Linked DNA regions of Homo sapiens: region 1 is linked to region 2. A link is an interaction called in ENCODE POLR2A ChIA-PET data of the cell type or tissue named here. Cell type or tissue: PC-9. All regions are shown on one strand. Each heading gives the region's core, and the rest is flanking DNA. Links, peaks and the distances in the headings are about the cores only.

Region 1 (2,912 bases), core at 203-2,702, 130 kb after region 2:
AATTACCTCCCACTGGGTCCCTCCCACAACACATGGGAATTCTGGGAGATACAATTCAAGTTCAGATTTGGGTGGGGCACAGCCAAACCATATCAGAAGTCATGGGGAGTTAAAATGGAGTTAACACTCCCTTCCTCAAGGAGTTGCCGCAAGGGCTAGAGATCGTTCGTGTGAAACACCCAGCACAGCACCAGGACGCTGACAAATGTGCAGCCAATGGTAGATGAAGCCCCCTGAGACACAGTCACCGACTACTTCCCTCCCCACACTCTGGGGCACTGACAGGGAGGTGACAGGGCAACTGTGCCTGGTGACAAGAGAAGTCCTGCAGGATGGTCAGGAGCCCTAGGTCTCAGTGCCTGCTCTGCCATGGACTGTCCTCATCTCATCTCTGAACAAGTCTCTTCCCCCTTCTGTGCCTCAGTTTCTCCAGCTTCACAGTAAGAGGTTCAGTTTAGATAATCCAACTCCAGAGTTTCAGGATTTTAAAGTTTAACAAAAGCATATCCTAAATTTCTACTAAGTATATACAAAGCACTGGGCTAGGCCAGGAGGGAGTGGGGGGCGGGGGGTGGGTGGTGATGGGATAGATACTAGGGTCCCTGTCCTCATGGGGCTTACAGACCAGCAATGAGAACAGAAGACCAACTTATAACAAGATCACTAACACCAGCTTTGGACCCAGGAGACTGGGGCTCTAGTCCCAGGTGTGCCACTATCTGTGTGACCTTCCCTGTTTTCTTTGGGCCTTGGTTTTCTTATCTGTGTAACAGTATTCACACTGCCTCCCTCTGGGACCCGTACTCTACCCCCAGGAAAAAGAGAAATGAAGACTGGTAGCCACCAAAGAAGGCTGAGGGAGAAAGGGATCTTTCAGTCAAGATTCAACATTTTTTTCCAAATCTTGACCTGCAGATACAAGATATCCACTGATTGACCAGATTATAAAACACAAGAACAGGAGGACAAGGGCTTAGAAACCACATCCATCTGTGATTTGGGGGATATACCGTAAGGCCTTCCAGTGCAGGGGCCATGAATCATGCATTGTTGGGCCCACAGGGCCAGGTCCACAGTGACTCTAAGTTTGCTGATGGCCTGCAAGGACAAAGAGTAAATGGTACGGCCCCAACAGGCTCCAGGCAGGTCTCCCCAGGTGACACCGCACACACTGCTATGAGACACCTCTAAAACAGCTTTGGCCACATCACTCTCCTTATCAGAAACCTCTTGGGTTCTGCTTTTTACCTACAGAAATCAAGTTCTCCCATGCACGAGGCACCTGTAAGTTGTCACCACCTTCTTCTCCCCTCCCACCTGTCCCCAGCCCCTCATCTGGATTTGAACCCTCCTTGACAGCCAAAGTGGGAACAGCCTTCCCTTGATGGACTTTGAACAACTCTCAGCCTCTGCTAATACATCTCCAAACTTGGAGAATTCCAGGGCTTGGGAGCTGGAAGGCCCCTTGGGGATCATGGGCAACTGGGGCCCAGAGAGGGGCAGTGACAGCAAGGAATGGCAGAGCAGGGCCCAGGACCTGGGACCTGATGCCTCATGTGACTGCCAGAACTGCATGCATCCATCCCGCCTGCCCCTGGCCTGCTCCCAGCAAAACAAAGCCTGTTCTGTCCACTCAGGCCCTCGGGCCACCCCTCCCTCCTGGCCTCTCACCCCACAGGCTACCCACAGGCCTCCTTCAGTAAATTCTCTGCCGTGAGTTACCTGCTGTTTTCCTACTTGATGTGTAAGCAGCTTGGGGCGGTGCCCTGCCTACTTTACCTGTGTGTTCTTTCCCCCACCTGGGATCAGAGCCAGGCCTAGAGGGTGTGTGGAGGAAGAGCAGGATGAACGGGTCAACCGCAAGACCCAGACCAGGTGTGAACCTAGCTCTGTACCTACCAGCCTTGGGTAAGTCTTGGGACCCGCTCCGAGGGTCCTCAACAGGGCTAAGAACACAGGTTTGTTGAAAGGATTAAATGACAGAATGGCAGGCATTCCACTCACTATCTGCTACACAAATACTCAATGTGTGGTAGACAATGACGGTGATTTGCTAAGCCTTCTGAAGGCAGTCACCATGTGATCCTTCATGTTCCTCCCCACCCAAGTTCCCAGTGTGGCGCCAGGAGCACAGCAGGTCCGAGACTGGCTGTGATGACATTCTTCAGTCACTTCCCTGGTGTCTGCTGATAAGGACAGCTCTCTGGGTGTTGGGTTCCAGCTTGAACCTACCTGGCCCCAGCTGCCTGACCCTGGTGCTGCACTACAGCATCTCTGGTCTGTAAAGTTTTCCAGCTCCCCCCACCGCCCTCGACAACTTCCACAGGGCACTGTTGGCACAGGGCCCCACTGGTACAGGGCCCCAGCACCCCCGAGACCGGCCTTTGTCTCGATCAGCTGTTCCTCAACACAGAGCTGCCTCCCACCCTGCTCCCCTCAGTCATGAGTTCACTCAAGCTGATGCCGAGGAAATCCCCAGGTGGATGGTTCAGAAACGTCCTGCCCTCCAACCACTTTGTCAGCTCTGGAAACGCAAGGCAGAAAGAATTTCAAGGCCAGACTCCCGGAGCCCTGAGGGCCAGCTCTTGCAACAGACCCACCAATGCAGCACATCTGGACAAACACAGCAGCCCACCATGTGCTCTCCACCAGCATCTCACTTCTGCCTCACCAGAGCCTTGACCCTGGGGATACTGTCCCTATTTTGCAGACACAGAAATGGATGTTACTCAGCTGGGAAGGAGAGGACCCCGGACTTAACCCCAGATGTCTTAGCTCCAAATCCACTCTGCCTCAGCTTACAAATGAGCACATGTGCTTAGACCTGGTCATGCTGAACTGTACTTACATGTTTAACTGTCTATCCTACTGTGGGCAGGGATGCGATTAGGTTCCTTTTTATGCCCTTGAAG
Region 2 (2,912 bases), core at 186-2,685:
GCACATGTACTCTTGAATTTAAAATAAAAGTTGAAAAAAAACCCCACATAACTACTTATGATATAAATAAAAAGTAAAAAACGAACAAAAATAGGTGCAACCTGGGAATTGTGTTGGTACTTGCACCAGCTCAAGAACAGTTATCACAAGGGAGAAGGTTTGTCTTCTAATCCAGGCCAGTAACAAAGAAAGTTATAGGGTACACTGGTTCACGCTAAGCTTAAAGAAAAAAATAATAATAATAACCATCATATAAATGCATATTACAGTACAAGGGACTCCTTCCAGTAGCTTTAAATTAAGATAGATATCAGAAGAAAAAAAAAACAGGAAACCAAGTGTGTCTTACTTTAAAAAATGATAAACACAAATGTAATTCAATTTGACAAACATTTATCAAGTATTTTCTACATGCAAGGCACTAAGTTGGGAGCTAGAAGAAAAATTAACAAGTGAATAACTTTGGTACCTATCCTGAAAAAGTATATATAAGTGTAGCAGGAAAGACAGACAGGTAAACAACTAGCAAAAGAGAGTGATAGGAACAAAGAAGGCAAAAAAACCAATACACTTAGCGGGAGGGAGAGAATCCAAGATGGGTTTCAGTAAGAAGATAACACTTAAGCTATGCTTCTGACAGATAAAAAGATATGCAGGAATGTGGGATTTTTATTACTACAAGAGTCATTCTATTTTCTTTTCTTTTCTTTCTTTTTTTTTTTTTTTTGAGACAGGGTCTCTCTCTGTTGCACAGAGTGAGTTCAGTGGCACAATCATGGCTTACTGCAGCCTCGACCTTTTGGGCTCAAGTGATCCTCCCACCTCAGCCTCCTGTGTAGCTGGGACTAAAGGCATATGCCACCACTCCTGGCTAATTAAAAAAAAATTTTTCTGTAGAGACAAGGTATCCCTATGTTGTTCATGCTGGTCTTGAACTACTTGACTCAAGCAATCCTCCCACCTTGGCCTCCCAAAGTGCTTAGATTACAGGCATGAGCCACTGCGCCTGGCCAATTATATATATTTTGGTTTTTTTGTACTGACGAGGTCTTCTTATGTTGCTCAGGCTGGTCTCGAACCCCTAAGCTGAAATGATCCTCCCACCTCAGCCCCCCAAAGTGCTGGGATTACAGGCATGAGCCACCGTGGCTGCCCTAAGTCATTCTATTTTCTTTGGGATATATATAATAGTTTAGAAAAATATTTAATTTATGAAAATTAGTTTTTTCACATTATTTTTAAAAATATACATTACACATTCACTTTATTGCATGTAAGTATTACTAAAAATATTTTTAAACCACCAATATTGCCCAGAAACATTTCCTGGGTAAGGGGGAAATTGTGCAGATGGCTTCTGGAAGACCTCCAGTCTAGGTAGGTTTATGGTGAAACATTTCATCCAGAAGTCGGGGCCTTTTGTCTTCAGTTTGCTGGAACCCACATTCACTAAGCAGAGCTTGTAATGATCATTGGGACCCAGTAAAAATGGAAATGTTCATGTTAAATTCAAGAGGAAGTACATTGTAGGTTTGGGAAGAAAGGCCAAGTACACAGTGGTAAAGAGCTAAGAGAAGAACTTGGGAGCTCCATATCAGATACGGCTTAGGTAAACTCTGGCCTCACAAGAGGGAGGTTACAGGGGAGGGGAATGACTCTGTACAAACAGCATTTACAGGTCTAAAATGCTGCTTTAGAGAAGGATCAAAGATGAGCACACTGAGAAAGATTTAAAACAGATAACCATGATGAAGTCATGAGCCAGAGAAGAACAAGGTAAGTAACAGGGTCTTGAAATCCCTAGAGAAATAGTTGGTGAAATGAACATTTTTGATTTATTCAAAGGTCAAAAAGGGAAAGTTTCCAAACTATGTTCAGTAATGAAGAGGCATTATTGAAATGACATAATCTGAAAATGGTTATTTTGATAATCCCTTCTTCCTCTCCACTTTTACCGAAACTTCTTTAAGGGCCCAAATCAAATCCTACCTACATTTGGTGAATTTTTGTTAATCATCCTACTCAAAATGACCACTCTTGTTACAGCACTTAACCGTTTTAACCTCTCACCTGGCACTTAGCATAGATTGCCTTGCATAGACAGATCTCTTTTCACTAAATCTGATCAACTGATATTTATGACTTATCTCCTCAGTTACATTTCTTGAGGGCAGTGGCCTTATATTCATTCAATAGCAAATACCCACTGATCATCTACTACAAAAGGCTCTATAAAGGAATACAAAAGAAAACCAGACAGACTGCCCTCATGCAAATTAAACTAGTTCCAAATTTTCAAGAGTACAGGTATTTAAAACCTAATAGATATTATTTCAGATGTGGTTCAGTTATGATGTAATAAAGTTATTCTTTTCCCCAAAATTAATTTAACAGATTCATCCTTCACCCCAAACTAATTTCAGTATAATTTTTCATTCACTCTTCATTTACTTAGAATTAAAATGCATCAGTCAAAAATCATGAATGCATAAGACCTTTAAAATGCATTTTAAATTTAGACTAAATTAACCTTAATTATTAAAAATGCAGATGATTTATTACTGTTAAAATCTCACAAAAGATACCTTCTATATTTGATATGGTTAGGTTTTGGGTCCCCACCCAAATCTCATCTTGAATTGTAATCCCCAGGTGTTGAGGGATCTGGTGGGAGGTGATTGGATTATGTGGGTGGTTCCCCCATGCTGTTCTTGAGACTGAGTGAATTCTTACAAGATCTGATGGTTTTACAAATGGTAGTTTTCCCTGTGCTTGCACACACTCTCCTGCTGCCATGTGAAAAGGTCCAAGTTTGCTTCCCCTTCGCCTTCTTCCATGACTGTAAGGTTCCTGAGGTCTCCCCAGCCATGTGGAACTGTGAGTCAATGAAACCTCTTTTCTTCATAAATTAC

What was found. Peaks named below come from ENCODE experiments on the same cell type or tissue, not always from the same donor. Only the 100,000 strongest peaks of a DNase experiment are listed, where the experiment ranks them.
Region 1: POLR2A ChIA-PET joins it to region 2 with 6 read pairs; 5 of 35 experiments call an interaction of 5 or more read pairs at or near these places.

The regions. Positions count from the first base shown.
Region 1 is chr11:76,787,692-76,790,603 of GRCh38, reverse strand. All of the region lies in intron 1 of TSKU (tsukushi, small leucine rich proteoglycan), which reads right to left. Among named protein-coding and RNA genes, the nearest start is that of TSKU, 5.8 kb to the right of the region's middle. RefSeq lists a silencer at 1,505-1,799. In PC-9, for the core only: no CTCF peak of the experiment used is centred there; DNase peaks (open chromatin) are centred at 1,743, 2,103 and 2,543; H3K4me3 peaks cover 1,797 bases; H3K27ac peaks cover 2,500 bases.
Region 2 is chr11:76,915,675-76,918,586 of GRCh38, reverse strand. All of the region lies in intron 1 of ACER3 (alkaline ceramidase 3), which reads right to left. Among named protein-coding and RNA genes, the nearest start is that of ACER3, 56 kb to the right of the region's middle. In PC-9, for the core only: no CTCF peak of the experiment used is centred there; no DNase peak of the experiment used is centred there.